2 separate regions of the Homo sapiens genome follow, and region 1 is linked to region 2. A link is an interaction called in ENCODE POLR2A ChIA-PET data of the cell type or tissue named here. Cell type or tissue: HepG2. All regions are shown on one strand. Each heading gives the region's core, and the rest is flanking DNA. Links, peaks and the distances in the headings are about the cores only.

What was found. Peaks named below come from ENCODE experiments on the same cell type or tissue, not always from the same donor. Only the 100,000 strongest peaks of a DNase experiment are listed, where the experiment ranks them.
Region 1: POLR2A ChIA-PET joins it to region 2 with 19 read pairs; 9 of 35 experiments call an interaction of 5 or more read pairs at or near these places.

What each region holds. Positions count from the first base shown.
Region 1 is chr17:43,064,726-43,072,725 of GRCh38, forward strand. BRCA1 (BRCA1 DNA repair associated) reads right to left here. Exons shown (of 23, transcript NM_007294.4): 15 at 6,203-6,513; 16 at 2,883-2,970. Among named protein-coding and RNA genes, the nearest start is that of RND2, 43 kb to the left of the region's middle. RefSeq lists a silencer at 7,313-7,518. In HepG2, for the core only: no CTCF peak of the experiment used is centred there; a DNase peak (open chromatin) is centred at 4,346; H3K4me3 peaks cover 371 bases.
Region 2 is chr17:43,121,979-43,133,781 of GRCh38, forward strand. BRCA1 (BRCA1 DNA repair associated) reads right to left here and starts at 3,386. Exons shown (of 23, transcript NM_007294.4): 1 at 3,293-3,386; 2 at 2,039-2,137. The coding sequence starts at 2,118. It overlaps NBR2 (neighbor of BRCA1 lncRNA 2), which reads left to right and starts at 3,579. Exons shown (of 8, transcript NR_138145.1): 1 at 3,579-3,792; 2 at 9,230-9,292; 3 at 10,621-10,745; 4 at 10,978-11,159. RefSeq lists silencers at 2,682-2,717, 4,741-4,758, promoters at 3,371-5,127, 3,371-3,637, cis regulatory regions at 3,438-3,460, 3,622-3,630, 4,307-4,336, 4,687-4,716 and enhancers at 3,438-3,460, 3,567-3,696, 3,593-3,617, 3,747-3,836, 4,765-5,578. In HepG2, for the core only: CTCF peaks have their summits at 2,612 and 7,475; DNase peaks (open chromatin) are centred at 2,603, 3,543 and 4,443; H3K4me3 peaks cover 3,004 bases.

The DNA of each region.
Region 1 (8,000 bases), core at 1-8,000, 57 kb before region 2:
TAGTAACATTTATTACACTTAAAAACTTCAGTTCATTTGTAGTTCAAAGCAAATGTATTGGCTTTGAGTTTAAAGACTGAACTACTTTAGATTTGATTTGCATTTTTTTTTTTTTTTTTTTTTGAGATGCAGTCTTGCTCTGTCAGCCAGGCTGGAGTGCAGTGGCTGGATCTCAGCTCACGGCAAGCTCTGCCTCCTGGGTTCATGCCATTCTCCTGCCTCAGCCTCCTGAGTAGCTGGGACTACAGATGCCCGCCACCATGCCCGGCTAATTTTTTGTATTTTTACTAGAGATGGGGTTTCACCGTGTTAGCCAGGATGGTCTCGATCTCCTGACCTCGTGATCTGCCCGCCTTGGCCCCCCAAAGCGCTGGGATTACAGGCCTGAGCCACCACGCTTGGCATCTTTTTACCTTTCATTAACTTTGATGCAAACCTATAGCTTAAGGTATCTTAAACTTTAATGACATTTTTCTCTAAAATAGTAGTTTGTAATAACTTGTTCTGGCACCTGGCTCCAATGAACACTACCCTCTGACCCTGTGGTATAATTTTCATGAGTAAGTGGAAACCTAAGATCTTAGAAGTTCAACGGCAATGTGTCCAAGGGGTTTAGATCCTCTCCTTAAGTGCCTGTATCTCTGTGAAAAGAATCATCATAGGCTAGGCGCGATGGCTCACACCTGTAATCCCAGCACTTTGGGAGGCCGAGGTAGGTGGATCACCTGAGGTCGGGAGTCCAAGACCAGCCTGACTGACATGGAAAAACCCTGTCTCTACTAAAAATACAAAATTAGGTATGGTGGTGCATTCCTGTAATCCCAGCTACTCGGGAGGCTGAGGCAGGAGAATCGCTTGAACCCGGGAGGGGGAGGTTGCAGCAAGCCAAGATCGTGCCATTGCACTCCAGCAGCCTGGGCAACAAGAGTGAAAAACTACACCTCAAAAACAAAAACAAAAACAAAAGAATCATCATCAAGTGAACTGGAACACATCCAGAGAACTAATTTTGTTAGAAAGATTTTAGAGTTGAGCCACACAATCTGCATCTTCTGCGTCCTCCATGCACTCGTCTGCTTTCTGGAGCCCCATGAGTGAGTCTTAATCCTGTTCCAGATAACAGTTCTCTTCCGGGTAACGGTTCTTCAGATACTTGAAGACAGTGTCTTATTTCCTTAAATCTTCTCATTTCTTCTTCAAAAGACAGTATTTCAAGTTACTTTTATGTATCTTTACCATCTACCTCTGGATAAACACTCTCCAATTTGTCAGTGACCATGTTAAAAACCAAGCACGGTGCTTAAAACTGACATCATCTTTCAGGCAATCACTCCATTGGAGAATACAGTGGGGCTCTGGATCTGTACTTCACTTGCTCCAGAGCCTCTGCTTGTGTTAATACGGCCCAGTTTCAAATAAGCATTTTTAGCAGCCCTGAAATGTGTACTCAGATTTAGTTTATAGTCAACTAAAAACACCCAGAGGTCTCCTGTATTACACAAGTTATAATTAAAACCTTAAAAGAGAAAGGTATAGGACAAATGATCTGTCTCCTCCCTTTTTTGCTTTTTCATATGTTAAGACTATCTCGGAGCTGTTATCAGACTTTTTTCCTGAAAAACTCTCAACAATACTCAAACTAGGTGTTACATGAAGCTGGGGTCTCCAGGTTTTGCCTCACTTGTTCTTTCTTTTGTTGTTGTTGAGACAGAGTCTCACTCTGTCGCCAGGCTGGAGTGCAGTGGCAGGATCTCAGCTGACTGCAACCTCAGCCTCCAGAGTTCAAGCAATTCTTCTGTGTCAGCCTCCCAAGTAGCTGGGATTACAGGTGCACACCACCACGCCCAGCCAATTTATGTATTTTTAGTAGAGACTGGGTTTTACCATATTGGCCAGGCTGGTCTCGAACTCCTGACCTTGTGATCTGCCCGCCTCAGGCTCCCAAAGTGCTGGGATTACTGATGCGAGCCACCGCGTCCAGCTGCCTCACTTGTTGTTTTAGGACTTAGGCTCCACCTCACCAGTGTAGTCCCAGCAGGTAGATAGGAGTTAATAGTTGACTATCTCAGCTCACCACCCTCCAAACCTTTTTTTTTTTTTTTTTTTTTTGAGACAAGAATCTCGCTCTTGTCCCCAGGCTGGAGTGCAATGGTGCGATCTTGGGTCACTGCAACCTCCACCTCCTGGGTTCAAGCGATTCTGCTGCCTCAGCCTCCTGAGTAGCTGGGATTACAGGTGCCTGCCACCACGCCCACCTAATTTTTATATTTTTAGTAGAGACGGGGTTTCAACACGTTGGCCAGGCTGGTCTCGAACTCCTGACCTCAGGTGATCCACCCGCCTCGGCCTCCCAAAGTGCTGAGATTACAGGTGTGAGCCACCGTGCCTGGCCCACACTCCAAATCTTAACCCAAAACAAAAGGAGGTAAGGAAGCAGCAAAACTATTATTTGTCTTTCATAAAGTAATTGATTGACTATTAGAAGACTATCATCCATGCTATGCTCAACAAATATTCTTATTTTTTCACGTTTTTTTTTTTTTTTTTTGAGACGGAGCCTTGCTCTGTCGCCAGGCTGGAATGCAGTGGCATGATCTCGGCTCACTGCAACCTCCATCTCCCCGGTTCAAGTGATTCTCCTGCCTCAGCCTCACGAGTAGCTGGGACTACAGGCGCACGCGACCACACCCAGCTAATTTTTTTATTTTTTAGTAGAGACGGGGTTTCACCATGCTGGCCAGGATGGTCTCGATCTCCTAATCTCGTGATCTGCCCGCCTCGGCCTCCCAAAGTGCTGCGATTACAGGCATGCGCCACCGTGCCTCGCCTCATGTGGTTTTATGCAGCAGATGCAAGGTATTCTGTAAAGGTTCTTGGTATACCTGTTTTCATAACAACATGAGTAGTCTCTTCAGTAATTAGATTAGTTAAAGTGATGTGGTGTTTTCTGGCAAACTTGTACACGAGCATCTGAAATTAAATCAAATATTCCATTATCATGAGTTACCTCTAGCACACAGCTCAGAATACTAGTTATTCCACCATGGCATATGTTTACCTATGTAGCAATCCTGCACGTTCTACACGTGTCCTGGAACTATTTAAAGTGAATTTTTTTTTTTTTTTTTTTAGACAGAGTCTTGCTCTGTCACCCAGGCTGGAGGTAAAAAAAAAAAAAAAAAAAAAATAGAATACCAGTTATCCTAGCTTTAAGTCTCTGTTTTTCTCAGAAAGGGTACATTTAAAAAATTCTAAGACACCTGAAGTCTCGGCTGGGCGCGGTGGCTCACGCCTGTAATCTCAGCACTTTGGGAGGCTGAGGCGGGCAGATCACAAGGTCAGGAGATCGAGACCATCCTGGCTAACACGGTGAAACCCTGTCTCTACTAAAAATACAAAAAATTAGCCAGGCGTGGTGGCGGGCACCTGTAGTCTCAGCTACTCAGGAGGCTGAGGCAGGAGAATGGCGTGAACCCAGGAAGCAGAGCTTGCAGTAAGCCGAGATGGCGCCACTGCACTCTAGCCTGGGCGAGAGTGCGAGACTCCGTCTCAAAAAAAAAAAAAAGATACCTGAAGTCTCAAATAAATAGTTTAATAAAAATTATGTACACATCAGCAGACATAAAATTACAACTAAGGATTCAAAATAATATTATAAACCTACTACGTACCACAAAACTTAAAACTTAAAAAATATATACTGGGCCAGACACGGCAGCTCATGCCTATAATCCCAGCACTTTGGGAAGCTGAGGTGGGAGGACTGCTTGAGCTCAAGAGTCTGAGACCAAGACCAGCCTGGGCAATACAGTGAGATTTCATGTCTTTAAAAAAAAAAAAAAGTAAAAAGAAAAAATATATATTAATTTTGCTTTAATAGCAGATATCATTCGATTCCCTAAGATCGTTTCTTTGCATAGTGACACTCTACTGTACTATAAATTTATCAGCCTACACTTTATAAGCTGAGAGGTAACTAGCCTACACAGAAAGTTATGCTACAGATATACATGGCTTAAAACCAAGACTCAACCCTCTGATAGTTACAAAACACTGAAATCAGGATGTTACTAAAGGTCAGTGCAAAAGCGATCAATTCTCTCGTAAGAAGGCTTAGAAGGGGTTCATGTTCTTCCCCAAAGAAATTTAGAGTCCTCTAGCTATTATCTATCAACCAAATAAAAATCAATAGGCAGCAAAAGAAATTAACCAGATCAATTATGGGCACAGTTGACCTAGCTGGTAGGTATTGTCTGATAAATAACTTTGTTTACCAAGGGCCATCATTTACTAGCCATAGCCACAGCCACTCACACCAGTATTTACGTGTTGCACAATACTGCCATGAAGGTCAGGCCATCTTTCTTTCATGTTGCCTCACTCCATACTGCCACAGGGCACTGAAAAAAGGCAGGCTAGAGAAGCTAATGACATCCTCCCCCTTTTGCTACCACCCTCCGCCAGGATCATTAGCAATTCTGAACTGATTAATTGCTGAAATCCCAGCCTTGAAACTGTTCAGTTAGAAGAGCAATGCTGAACTGCTGAAAAGATCATCTTAATATGGGCTTCAGAATTAATCATGTGTAATACAGTCAGTAGCTTTCATCATAAATTTACCACACTTCACCAAGTCTGAATAGAGCTCAAAGTTTTCCTCTTCGCTTGTTTAAAGACAACATGTACCCAAGCCACTTGTAGTCTAATCTGCAGCTCAGAATTGCCTTTGCCAAGAAAGATTAGACCATTTTAGCCATCTCTAAAAAGCTGAACTTGCAAAACAAAGGGATAAAGAACGCTAATTTTCAATGAATAAATAAGGAATTCTGGACGTGCAGGCAAGTGATCAAGAGCCATTGAAACAGACACAGGTAAGAGCTTTCAGAGCAAATTGCTGGTCTGGACATGGGATTATGAGATGAAAACATTTATAGCCATCACTGTGCACTTACTCATTGTATCTACCAGGGCAGCCACAGCTTACTTTGCCCTTTTAGTAGTGGGATACATCTGGCCACAGAGATGTTATGCTAAGTAACTACCTATGGAGAAGTTAGGATGAAAAATCCTAGGAAGGATATATTAATAAAGATATTTCAGAATGACTTGGTCATCTCTCAGTGTGCAATAAATGGCACACCCACTACTGAATCCATTTGATAATCTGGTATGTTATCTCATCATAGTTTTAAAGAAATATTCACGCAATTCTTCTTCTTATTATTGAGACAGAGTTTCGCTCTTGTTGCCCAGGCTGGAGTGCAATGGTGCAATCTCGGCTCACCGCAACCTCCGCCTCCCGGGTTCAAGCAATTCTCCTGCCTCAGCCTCCTGAGTAGCTGGGATTATAGGCATGCGCCACCACGCCCGGCTAATTGTGTATTTTTAGTAAAGATGGGGTTTCTTCATGTTGGTCAGGCTGGTCTTGATCTCCTGACCTTAGGTGATCTGACCACCTCAGCCTCCCAAAGTGCTGGGATTACAGGCTTGAGCCACCATGCCCGGCCATGCAATTATTTTTATTATGAAGTGATGACAATGACAATTAATTACAGGGGTGGTAAACTTCTCAGGATGTCTGAAATCCACAAATAGCCCAAGCAGAAACGAGGTTTTACTGGTCTTAATATTTTAATGGGTATTTTTCCACAGTATGAAGCAATTCCCATTTCTGGCATTAAGGACCCAAGGTGATGCCAAAATCCTAATAGCAAGGGATATTGCAGGGCAGAAGTGGCAGGGCATTCTTACAAGCCAGGATGAAAACAAACACTAGAGAAATGCTACTATCTGGCAGTACATTTGGAACCAGTCTGAATTTAGTTAAATATGCTGGTAAATTCACCCATGTGAGACAAGGGGGAGAAAAAGATGCCTTCTGGGGAATAAAACTATACCTACTTGCTTTTACAGATAGAAAGGAAAATTCCAATTCGAAAGTCCTATATCATACCCAAAGTATAGCTTTTCCACTAATATTTAATAATTATTTTCTCAAGTAAATATACATAAAATAATCCACACTATAGCTTTATCTAGATCTAAATTTTCAGAAATTAGTAATCGAAATTAAATTACACAGAACTGTGATTGTTTTCTAGATTTCTTCCTCTAGGTTATTAATTGACAATACCTACATAAAACTCTTTCCAGAATGTTGTTAAGTCTTAGTCATTAGGGAGATACATATGGATACACTCACAAATTCTTCTGGGGTCAGGCCAGACACCACCATGGACATTCTTTTGTTGACCCTTTCTGTTGAAGCTGTCAATTCTGGCTTCTCCCTGCTCACACTTTCTTCCATTGCATTATACCCAGCAGTATCAGTAGTATGAGCAGCAGCTGGACTCTGGGCAGATTCTGCAACTTTCAATTGGGGAACTTTCAATGCAGAGGTTGAAGATGGTATGTTGCCAACACGAGCTGACTCTGGGGCTCTGTCTTCAGAAGGATCAGATTCAGGGTCATCAGAGAAGAGGCTGATTCCAGATTCCAGGTAAGGGGTTCCCTCTGAAAGGAATGGGAGAAGTTTAATTTACACAACGATGAATGTTGAATTACAAAGTTCTGGTCTCTGTTAAGAATTAAAAAGACCAATAAAGTTAGGTTAAGAGAAAAATGGGTACATGAATACAGTGTTGGTGGAAATCCAAAGTAGCTTAGTTTCCTAAAAAGGAAATATGGCATTATGTAGCAAACACCTTAACACGTATTTACACTTTCAGTCAACAATGCTAGTTTTAGAAATATATCCTAGGGAGATAAAAGATATATGCAAAGGTTTAGTCATAGGAATAGTATAATTTTAGAAACAATGTAGTTGTCCAATAATAGGAGATTAAATTACGATATACCTAGTCCAATGGAGTACTCTTCACCCATTAATTTGAATATAAATGTTGATGTACAATAAAACAGAAATGTTACTAATATATTAAAGACACCTAAGCAATATTATTTATCATGACATTATTTTAAAAATAAAAGTTTATGGGCCGAGCACGGTGGCTCACACCTGTAATCCCAGCACTTTGGGAGGCCGAGACGGGTGGATCACGAGGTCAGGAGATCAAGACCATCCTGGCTAACACAGTGAAACCCTGTCTCTACTGAAAATACAAAAAAAAAAATTAGCTGGGCGTGGTGGCGGGCGCCTGTAGTCCCGGCTACTAGGGAGGCTGAGGCAGGGGAATGGCGTGTACCCGGGAGGCAGAGCTTGCAGTGAGCTGAGATTGAGCCATTGCATTCCAGCCTGGGCAACAGAGCGAGACTCCGTCTCAAAAAAATAAATAAATAAAAATAAATAAATAAATAAAAGTTTATGTAAAATGACTAAAGAAACACAGAAATATTTTATTATTAAAGAATAAGAGTACAGGCCGGGTGCGGTGGCTCAGGCCTGTAATCCCAGCACTTTGGGAGGCCAAGGTGGGCGGATCACCTGAGGTCAAGAGGTCGAGACCAGTCTGACCAACATGGAGAAACCCTGTCTCTACTAAAAATACAAAAAATTAGCCGGGCGTGGTGGTGCATGCCTGTAATCCCAGCTACTGGGGAGGCTGAAGCAGGAGAATCGCTCGAACCCAGGAGGCGGAGGTTGCGCTGAGCCGAGATTGCGCCATTGCACTCCAGCCTGGGCAACAAGAGTGAAACTCCGTCTCAAAAAAGAGTACGGGTAATATTTTTTTTTTTGAGAAGGGTCTCGGTCTGTCATCCAGGCTGCAGTGCAGTGGCACAAACATGGCTCACCTGCAGCCTTGACCTCCTGGACTCAAGTGATCTTCCTGTCTCAGCCTCCTGAGTAGCTGGGACCACAGGTGTTTGCCACCTTCCAGCTGATTTTTTTTTTTTTTGAGATGGAGTTTCATTCTTGTTGCCCAGGCTAGAGTGCAATGGCGCGATCTCAGCTCACTGAAACCTCTGCCTCCCAGGTTCAAGCGATTCTCCTGCCTCAGCCTCCCGAGTAGCTGGGACTACAGGCATAAGCCACCAAGCCT
Region 2 (11,803 bases), core at 1-8,000:
CAAAAGCAGTTTTTTCCTACAATGTCATTTCCTGCTTCTCTGGCTCTGATTTTCAATAAATTGATAAATTGTGAATCCTGTTTTCCTCTTATTTTTGTTTAGCTATAATGTTGAAGGGCAAGGGAGAGGATGGTTATTTATAAATCTTGTATCGCTCTGAAAACACAACATACATTTTCCTTAATCTGATTAACTTGACTTCAAATATGAAAAACAACTTTCATAAAGCAGAAAAGAATTTACCCTTTTTTATTGTGGGTAAGAGGCAATGGTACAACTTTTCAACTTATTTTTTGAATGTTACTCACTACTAACCATCACCATATTTAAAAAAATTAAAGAACTAATTTAGTTTAGTTTATTATTTATTTGACAAATGTTTATTGAGTGGCAACTAGGTCCCAAGTACCGTTCTAACTACTGAACATACAGATGTATGTAAACAAAACAAAAATCCCATCCTGGAGTTTACATTCTGTGGGACTAGAGATAAAAAATGGATACATTACATAGAATGTCAGCTAGTAATCAGTGTTATGGAGAAGCAGCAGGAATAGAAGATAAAGTGTGTGCTGGGGGTGTGGTAATTTTAAATAGGGGTGTCTGGAAATGAAAAGGTGGTATTTCAATCAAGATTTTTAGACCATGGCTGGGTGCAATGGCTCAGGCCTGTAATCCCAGCACCTTGAGAGGCCAAGGGAGGGTAGATCACTTGAGGTCAGGAGTTTGAGACCAGCATGGCCAACATAGCAAAACCCTATCTCTACAACAGAAAAATACAAGAATGGCTGGACGCAGTGGCTTATGCCTGTAATCCTAGCACTTTGGGAGGCCCAGGCGGGTGGATCACAAGGTCAGGAGATCAAGACTATCCTGGCTAACACGGTGAAATCCCGCCTCTACTAAAAAAGAAAAAAAAATACAAAAAATTAGCCGGGCGTGGTAGTGGGTGCTTGTAGTCCCAGCTATTCAGGAGGCTCAGGCAGAAGAATGGCATGAACCCGGGAGGCAGAGTTTGCAGTGAGCTGAGATCGCGCCACTGCACTCCAGCCTGGGCAACAGAGCAAGACTCCATCTCAAAAAAAGAAAAAAAAATACAAAAATTAGCTGGGCATGGTGGTGCACACCTATCGTCCCTGCTACTCTGGAGGCTGAGGTGGGAGGATTGCTTGAGCCTGACGAGGTTGAGGCTGCAGTGAGCTGTGATAGCACCACTGCACTCCAGCCTCTCGACAGAGATCCTATATAAAAAAAAAACCTCTGCATTTCATTGTATGTAAATAAGTATGTAATTTCATTGTATGTACAGAGCCAGTTTCAAACAAAGGTTCTTCCAAATACCTATCCTCTCAACGACACCGATCATCCATGTTTTTTTTTTTTTTTTTTTTTTTTTGAGATGGAGTTTAGCTCTGTCGCTGGAGTTCAGTGGTGCCATATTGGCTCACAGCAACATCTGCCTCCTGGTTCAAGTGATTCTCCTGCCTCAGCCTCCTGAGTAGCTGGGATTACAGGCACATGCCACTACGCCCAGCTAATTTTTGTATTTTTAGTGGAGAGGGGGTTTCACCATGTTGGCCAGGATGGTCTCGATCTCCTGACCTCGTGATCCTACCACCTTGGCCTCCCAAAGTGCTGGGATTACAGGCATAAGCCACCGCCCTCGGCCTCATCCATGATTTTATTTTGCCATTTCAAGTGATGGAGCTTGTTTTAGAGCTGGAAGAAAAGCCAAAATGCCAGTTAATCTAAACTAGATTCCTGCCCCAGTGCAGAACCAATCAAGACAGAGTCCCTGTCTTTCCCGGACCACAGGATTTGTGTTGAAAAGGAGAGGAGTGGGAGAGGCAGAGTGGATGGAGAACAAGGAATCATTTTCTATATTTTTAAAGTTCTTCAGTTAAGAAAATCAGCAATTACAATAGCCTAATCTTACTAGACATGTCTTTTCTTCCCTAGTATGTAAGGTCAATTCTGTTCATTTGCATAGGAGATAATCATAGGAATCCCAAATTAATACACTCTTGTGCTGACTTACCAGATGGGACACTCTAAGATTTTCTGCATAGCATTAATGACATTTTGTACTTCTTCAACGCGAAGAGCAGATAAATCCATTTCTTTCTGTTCCAATGAACTTTAACACATTAGAAAAACATATATATATATCTTTTTAAAAGGTTTATAAAATGACAACTTCATTTTATCATTTTAAAATAAAGTAAATTTAAGATTTGGAAGGTTTTAGAATAATACAAACCAAAGAACTAATGACAACGTCCTTTATTTTTAAAGATTCTAGAAGTTGCTTTTTGTAATTAGACAACATAAATTCTGAATTTTTTCACATATTGCTGCCAACCCCTTGGGTCTTTTCCTTTCTCCAAGAAAGAGAAAGCTACAGAGGAGTGACTGACCGGGTAGGTGGTGGTAGCCTTAGCTTTCTCCAATGTTTCTGGTTGTTTTCTTTTTCTTGCATAAAACCAAAATCAACAACGACCAAACCAACACCAATCAAGGCCTCCCCGCCCCTAACCTTTCCCAGTGACCTGCTCTCATCTCTGGATCCTCCTCAAGCACATCCCTGCCGGCAGCATCTGTTACTACTGACGCTCCTCTACTTCCCTCTTGCGCTTTCTCAATGGCGCAAATGGATCCAGTTCTTAAGTTCTCCCTCCCACAAAATCCTGTCTCCTCCCCTTCCCAGACATATTCCTGGCACCTCTTCTTCCACAAGGTCCCATCCTCTCATACATACCAGCCGGTGTTTTTTGTTTTGTTTTGTTTTGTTTTGTTTTGAGACAGTCTCGCTCTGTCGCCCAGGCTGGAGTGCAATGGCGCGATCTCGGCTCACTGCAACCTCCGCCTCCCGGGTTCTAGCGATTCTCCTGCCTCAGCCTCCTGAGTAGCTGGAGCGGCACCACGCCCGGCTAATTTTTGTATTTTTAGTAGAGACGGAGTTTCACCACGTTGGTCAGGCTGGTCTGGAACTCCTGACCTCATGACCAGCCGACGTTTTTAAAGACATAGTGTCCCCCTCAAGGCATATTCCAGTTCCTATCACGAGGATTCCCCCACGGACACTCAGTGCCCCCTTCCTGATCCTCAGCGCTTCCCTCGCGACCTACAAACTGCCCCCCTCCCCAGGGTTCACAACGCCTTACGCCTCTCAGGTTCCGCCCCTACCCCCCGTCAAAGAATACCCATCTGTCAGCTTCGGAAATCCACTCTCCCACGCCAGTACCCCAGAGCATCACTTGGGCCCCCTGTCCCTTTCCCGGGACTCTACTACCTTTACCCAGAGCAGAGGGTGAAGGCCTCCTGAGCGCAGGGGCCCAGTTATCTGAGAAACCCCACAGCCTGTCCCCCGTCCAGGAAGTCTCAGCGAGCTCACGCCGCGCAGTCGCAGTTTTAATTTATCTGTAATTCCCGCGCTTTTCCGTTGCCACGGAAACCAAGGGGCTACCGCTAAGCAGCAGCCTCTCAGAATACGAAATCAAGGTACAATCAGAGGATGGGAGGGACAGAAAGAGCCAAGCGTCTCTCGGGGCTCTGGATTGGCCACCCAGTCTGCCCCCGGATGACGTAAAAGGAAAGAGACGGAAGAGGAAGAATTCTACCTGAGTTTGCCATAAAGTGCCTGCCCTCTAGCCTCTACTCTTCCAGTTGCGGCTTATTGCATCACAGTAATTGCTGTACGAAGGTCAGAATCGCTACCTATTGTCCAAAGCAGTCGTAAGAAGAGGTCCCAATCCCCCACTCTTTCCGCCCTAATGGAGGTCTCCAGTTTCGGTAAATATAAGTAATAAGGATTGTTGGGGGGGTGGAGGGAAATAATTATTTCCAGCATGCGTTGCGGAATGAAAGGTCTTCGCCACAGTGTTCCTTAGAAACTGTAGTCTTATGGAGAGGAACATCCAATACCAGAGCGGGCACAATTCTCACGGAAATCCAGTGGATAGATTGGAGACCTGTGCGCGCTTGTACTTGTCAACAGTTATGGACTGGAGTGTTATGTTTTCGTATTTTGAAAGCAGAAACTAGGCCTTAAAAAGATACGTACAACTCTTTAGGGAGACTACAATTCCCATCCAGCCCCAGGAGTCTGGGGCAAGTAGTCTTGTAAGGTCAGTGGCCTGCGGGGACGCAGTGAGCGCCGAATTTGCCTGGGGCAGGGGAAATGCGCTCTGGCCCATGTCTGCGCACTCGTAGTTCCACCCCTCAGCCCCAGTGTTTGTTATTTTTCGGGTTCAGCTTGCTTTTGCCCCGTCTCCGTCGACGCAATCGCCACCAGTCAATGGGGTGGTCGTTTTGAGGGACAAGTGGTAAGAGCCAATCTTCTTGGCGAAAACGCGGAGAAACGGGACTAGTTACTGTCTTTGTCCGCCATGTTAGATTCACCCCACAGAGATAGCGGCAGAGCTGGCAGCGGACGGTCTTTGCATTGCCGCCTCCCCAGGGGGCGGGAAGCTGGTAAGGAAGCAGCCTGGGTTAGCTAGGGGTGGGGTCACGTCACACTAAGAGGGTTTGGAGAAGTTCAAGGGAGGAATCCTGCAAAGAAGAGGGGCGACTTTTTCCGTGTCTCCGGACAGCTAATCGTTTTAGTGACAGGATGAGAGAGCCCTTCGTGTTCTGAGGGACCGAGTGGGCGAAAAGCGCCGGAGAGTTGGAGAGTCTGTGGTTCAGAATGCGAGGTGACAACGTGCTAGCAGCCCTCGCTCGCTCTCGGCGCCTCCTCGGCCTTGGCGTCCATTCTGGCCGTGCTGGAGGAGCCCTTCAGCCCGCCACTGCGCTGTGGGGGCCCCTCTCTGGGCTGGCCGAAGCCAGAGCCGGCTCCCTCTGCTTGCGGGGAAGTGTGGAGGGAGAGGCGGGTGTGGGAACTGGGGCTGCGCGCAGCGCTCGCCAGCCAGCGCGAGTTCCAGGTGGGCGCGGGCTCAGCGGGCCCCGCACCCCCGGCCCCGGGCAGTCAGGGGCCTAGCACCCGGGCCAGCAGCTGCAGAGGGTGCGCCGGGTCCCCCAGCACTGCCGGCCCGCCTGCACCCCGCTTGAATTCTCACCGGGCCCCAGCCGCCCTGCACAGGGCAAGGCTCAGGACCTGCAGCCCGCCATGCCCGAGCCCCCTCCCAACCCCTGTGAGCTCCAGCGTGGCCTGAGCCTCCCCGACGGGCACCGCCCCCTGCTCCTCAGCGCCCGGTCCCATCGACTGCCCAAGGGCTGAGAGGAGTGCAGGCGCCCGGCACAGCCCTGCGCAGGATCCACTAGGTGAAGCCAGCTGGGCTCCTGAGTCAGATGGGGACTTGGAAAACTTTTATGTCTAGCCTGAGGATTTTATATGCACCAGTCAGCACTCTGTGTCTAGCTTGGGGTTTGGGGATGCACCAATCAGCACTCTGTATCTAGCTAATCTGGTGGGCACTTGGAGAACTTCTGTGTCTAGCTAAAGGATTGTAAATGCACCAATCAGTGCTCTGTGTCTAGCTCAAGGTTTGCAAATGCACCAATCAGCACTCTGTGTCTAGCTAAAGGTTTGTAAACGCACCAATCAGTGCTCTGTGTCTAGCAAATGTAGTGGGGACTTGGAGAATTTTTATGTCTAGCTAGAGGATTGTAAATGCACCAATCAGCACTCTGTGTATATCTAGCTCAGGGATTGTAAATGCACCAATCAGCACCCTGTCAAAACGGACCAATTAGCTCTCTGTAAAATGGACCAATCAACAGGATGTGGGTGGGGTCAGATAAGGGAATAAAAGCAGGCTGCCCCGCTGGGTGCCAGTGGCTCACACCTGTAATCCCAGCAATTTGGGAGGCCTAGAGGGGTGGATCACGAGGTCAAGAGATCGAGACCATCCTGGCTAACACAGTGAAACCCCGACTCTACTAAAAAGACAAAATATTAGCTGGGTGCGGTGGTGGGTGCCTGTAATCCCCTCTACTGGGGAGGTTGAGGCAGGAGAATGGCGTGAACCCGGGAGGCGGAGCTTGCAGTGAGCCCAGATTGCACCACTGCATTCCAGCCTGGGTGACAGAGGGAGACTCCATCTCAAAAAAAAAAAAAAAAAAAAAAAAAAATGCAGGCTGCCTGAGCCAGCAGCAGCAACCCGCTCTGGTCTCCTTCCACGCTGTGGAAGCTTTGTTCTTGTGCTCTTTGCAATAAATCTTGCTGCTGCTCACTCTTTGGGTCCGCATAGCATTTATCTGCTGGTAACACCGACCGCAGAGGTCTGCAGCTTCACTCCTGAAGCCAGCGAGACCACGAACCCACCAGGAGGAATGAACAACTCCAGACGGGAGGAACGAACAAACTCCAGACATGCCGCCTTAAGAGCTGTAACACTCACCGCAAAGGTCTGCAGCTTCACTCCTGAAGCCAGCGAGACCACGAATCCACCAGAAGGAGGTAACTCTGAACACGTCCGAACATCAGAAGGAACAAACTCTGGACACATCATCTTTAAGAACTGTACCACTCACCGTGAGGGTCCGCAACTTCATTCTTGAAGTCAGTGAGACCAAGAACCCACCAATTTCGGACACAAGAACATCCGGCTTCTACTGATGGAAGGCCACGACTCCTCAGTAGAAAGAGGGCCCAGGCAAAGAAAATGAGAGAGAGTCCTTGGGGTGGTGACACTATCTTGGGAACATGGAGTGCTAGGAAACGATAACTGGAAGACTAGGATGAAATCTGCAAGTTAAAAAATGACACTACCCATATATCCTTCTCATCCCATTCTCCTTTTTTCGAGACCCCGTTAAAGAGATCTTGGTTAGGGACCTTTGGTTTTGGAAAGGCACTGTTTCTCCTTTTTGTCAAACACTCAACTTTCAGGCCACACTTTTTTTTTTTTTTTCGAGACAAAGTCTCGCTTTCTCAAAGACCAGCCCAGGCTGGTCTTGAACTCCTGAGCTCAAGCGATCCTCCTGCCTTGGCCTCCCAAAGTGCTGGGATTACAGGCATGAGCCACCACTCCCGGCCTCAGCTTGGATAACTTGGCTTGTACAGGCCTCTGGTGGAGACAGTAACCAAAGTTCGGGTTGCCAGGTTTGTTTCATTAAAGGGATTTTGTTGAGGCTGAAAGAAAAAAAAATCGATGTGGAGGAAAAGCTAACTTGTGCCAAGACAAGGTGAGTCAGTCACATGGACTTAACAATAATGTCAATTATGAAAGCTGAAGGCCTAGGACCCAGCTATCTGACTCTACTGGCTGTAGACCTAAGGAGCAGGTAGGGTTAACCATAGCTTTCGTGTTTACACACGTTCAAGATTAATGCTCTTGCTGAAAGAATTTTTTTACATGCCAGCCAAAGAGAGTTCCTTATGGAGACCTGGATATGGTCCAGCTAAGCTAGAATCTCCCACTTCCTGTTTTCTCTTAGTTGGCCCACCAGCTGGAGGAGCTCCAGAATATCTAAATTAATTTCCAATTGTGTAATTTGAGAAAAAGAGACGAAGATTAATTTCCCTAACGAGTAGGGAAGTGTGTTTCTTTTTTTTCTTTTTTTTTTGAGACTGAGTCTCGCTCTGTCGCCCAGCCTGAAGTGCAGTGGCACGATCGCGGCTAGTGCACTGCGAACTCTGTCTCCCGGGTTCACGCCATTCTCCTGCCTCAGCCTCCCGAGTAGCTGGGACTACAGGCACCCGCCATCACGCCCAGCTAATTTTTTGTGTTTTTAGTAGAGATGGGGGTTTCACCGCGTTAGCCAGGATGACCTCGATCTCCTGACCTCGTGATCTGCCTTCCTCGGCCTCCCAAAGTGCTGGGATTATAGGCGTGAGCCACCGCACCTGGCAGGAAGTGTTTCTTAAAGTTGGAAAGTGGTATTTCAGAATATCCGCTTTTGGCAGACTGAGTCAGTCACTTCATTTTCCTGATTTTTTGCCTAAGGTCCTGGTGAATTGACAAAGATTCTGCCCAAATTTTAACGACCCCAGTAATTACATGTCATATGAATGAATACTTGACGTCAGCAGGACTGCGTTTTGGTGGTGAACTTGGTTCTAGGTAGAAACAAAGAATGGAGAAAACTGGGGGATAATTATCTTAGGGTTTCAAAAAAGTGCCTGATCTTCACAGACTTCAGGGTCCTTAAAATAACAGTCTTAATTGTAGTGTTTTACAGGGCAGTGCATTACATTGTCAAAAACAGTACAGGTTTATGGTTCTAATGACTGGTTTATTATTTTTAAAAATGTTTAATTGAACTTAATTTTTTTAAGGAGACAGGGTCCGGCTTTGTTGCCCAGGCTGGTCTTCAACTCCTAGGTTCACGATCCTTCCACCTCAGCCTCCCAAATTGCTAGGATTACAGGCATGAGCCACCACACCGGGCCAATTTTTTATTTTATTTTTGAGACAGAGTCTCGCTCTATCACCCAGGCGGGAGTGCAGTGGCATGATCTTGGCGCACTGCAACCTTGCCTCCCAGATTCAAGCAATTCTCTTGCCTCAGCCTCTTGAGTAGCTGGGAATACAGGCCTGCGCCACTACACCCAGCTAATTTTTGTATTTTTATTAGAGACGAAGTTTCACCATGTTGGCTAGGCTGGTCTCGAACTCCTGGACTCAAGCGATCTGCCTGCCTCTGCTTCCCAAAATCCTGGGATTACAGACATGAGCCACTGTGCCTGGCCTGTATTATAATATTTTTATATTTGAATGACATTTTGAAAGAACTTGCATATTCATTTTTAATTTGATCCTTATGGTAACACTGTGAGATCGGCAAAACAGACATATTAGACCTATTTTACAGATTAAAGAACTGAAGCTCAAAGGTGAACTGACCTGCTCACAGTTTTATGTCTAGTAATGGGCCAGAGCTGTGTCTAGAACCCAAGTCTTCCCATTTTTTGTGCTCACACACATACACACAATTTGCTGTTCTGATTAGATGACATTTCATTGCTTTCAATTTGCATTGTTCTGACCACCAGAAAGTTTGAAAGTCTTCTGAGGTATTTGTTAGGTGTTCTGACTTCTTCTATGAATTTTATGTATACTTTTTCCTGGGTTGTTAATTGTATCATTAGCAGTTTTGCTGATACTCTGGGTGTGTTGCAGATATTAACCCTTTGCTGTGGGTTGTGATGGTTGTTTGTTGTCTTCTGATTTTGTGGATTTTTTTAACCATATAAAATATTTAGTATGTAATGAAATATGCCCAACTCATCCTTTGACTTCTATGTACATTATAACCTGCCTTTAAATGTGTATTTCTTTTGTAGGTAAAAGTTTCATTTGATCTGAATAGTATTAAAATAAAATACCTGGATGAGGAAGATGAAGAGGTAAAGTATATTATGGTACTTATTGCTAGGTGTTCAGAATAGGGATCTTATTTCTCCAGTGATATGGGCTTTAATAATTCGAAGTAGCGCTTAGCTCATTTGTGTCTCAAAATAATAATAATAATAATAAAAACAATGAGACATGCAAGAGATGTCGGGAGAAGCACCAGAAGATTCCATTGAAATCTTGCTCCCCAGAAGGGTGGGAACAGTAGGGACAGAAAACTGCTGTGGTTCATTATGTTTCATCCCCATTTCGCTTCATTTTATTGAACCCCGTCTCTACTAAAAATACAAAAAATTAGCCAAATGTGGCAGCAGGCGCCTGTAGTCCTAGCTACTTGGGAGGCTGAGGCAGGAGAATGGCGTGAACCCAGGAGGCGGAGCTTGCAGTGAGCCGAGATCGTGCCACTGCACTTCAGCCTCGGTGACAGAGCGAGACTCCGTCTCAAAAAAAAAAAAAGGATATCAGCTTTTTATTTTCTTTTCTTTTCTCCTTTTCTTTCTTTGCTTTGCTTTTCTTTTTGTTTTGGGACAGAGTCTCACTCTGTCATCCAGGCTGCAGTGCAGTGGCGCAATCTCAGCTCACTGCAACCTCTGCTTCCTGGGTTGAAGCGATTCTTGTGCCTCAGCCTCCCAAGTAGCTGGGACTACAGGCATGCACCACCATGCCTGGCTAATTTTTGTATATTTGGTAGAAATGGGGTTTCACCATGTTGGCCAGGCTGGTTTTGAACTCCTGGCCTCAAGCAATCCAGCGGCCTCAGCCTCCCAAAGTTATGGGATTACAGGCATGAGCCATTGTGCCCAGCCAGGATATCATCATATTTAATCCTCACATCAACTGACATTTGCCCCAATTTACAGATGAGGAACTGAGGCACAGAGAGGTTTTGGTACTTGCCTGAGGTCACACACTCTGGGCTCTCTGCTTGGGGCTGAGGGCCAAGGGGGGTTGTGACTGACTTCTCTTTCCTGAACATCAATAAAATTCAATTTAGAAATTTCTGTCTTCAGTGCTATCTCGAGGGGCCTGTGAAAAATGCTGACTCGGTGGCAGCTGTCTTAGCCCCATACTCATTGGGTTGCCCTGAGCCCCACACTGTTTTAAGGAAGTCCCAGCAAATAATATGGGATAGAGGTGAGATCCAAACCTAAGCAGCCCTGGCTCTAAAACCCACTGAACAAAGCTGCCTCTCCAACTAGCATCAGAAAGAACTAGGTGAGAATCCTACTTCTATCACTTACTAGTTCTGTGGCTCTGGCCGCCCCCGCCCAAGTTACTTAACCTCTTTTTTTTTTTTTCCTTTTTCTTTTTCTTTTTTTAGAGACGAAGTCTCGCTCTGTCACCAGGCTGGAGTGCAGTGGCGTGATCTTGGCTCACTGCAACCTCTGCCTCCGGGTTCAAGCAATTCTCCTGCTTCAGCCTCCCGAGTAGCTTGGGACTACAGACGTGCGCAACCATGCCCAGCTAATTCTTTTTTTCTTTATTTTATTTTATTTTTTTTTTTGAGATGGAGTCTCGCTCTGTCGCCCAGGCTGGAGTGTAGTGGCGCGATCTTGGCTCACTGCAAGCTCTGCCTCCCGGGTTCACGCCATTCTCCTGCCTCAGCTTCCTGAGTAGCTTGGACTACAGGCGCCCACCAGCACGCCCAGCTAATTTTTTTTTTTCTTTGTATTTTTAGTAGAGACGGGGTTTCACTGTGTTAGCCAGGATGGTCTCGATCCCCTGACATCGTGATCCGCTGTCCTCGGTCTCCCAAAGTGCTGGGATTACAGGCGTGAGCCACCGCACCTGGTCGATTAACCTCTTTTAAGCCTGTTTTCTCATCCATACAATGGAGATAATGGCAGCACCCACTGCTTGGTAAGGAATATTAGGTGAACACAGGTGCCTATGTGGGTTCCTCCATTTTCCATAAATGTTAATTCCCTTATCCCTCATCTCCTAGGTTAGTCCCAGAGGACAGATTTGAAGTTTGAAAACAGAAAGTAACTGCCAAAAGGGATTATTTAGGGCAGAGATTGTCCCCTTTTATTATGCTTTAGGTCCTCAGTGGTGAGGGCAGGGGACAGGAGAAGTGGGATCCAGCCCAAATTCTTGGATCTCATCGTAGAGTGACTCTTTAGGGGCTTAGGATTCTGCATTTTGGACCCGTCCCCAGGGCATTCTGATGCCTGCAGTTCTCCTGTCTGGCTTTGAATAACTCTGGGTAGTGCTTTAAATCTAAGCTGACATACCAGTGGGATGTGAACTGTCCTTGCAAATGTTTTGAGCCCTTCCTGCGCTGGCCTCCAACTCTGCCTTGCTCAGTCTGTCTTTAGCTCCTTTCCATTCTGGCCTTCTCCCTTTCCTTTTTCACTTCCTTTTTTTTTTTTTTTGAGACAGGATCTCACTCTGTTACCCAGGCTGGAGTGCAGTGGCATGATCTTCGCTCACTGCAAGCTCCGCCTCCCGGGTTCAAGCAATTATCATACCTTAGCCTCCTGAGTAGCTGGGACTACAGGCGC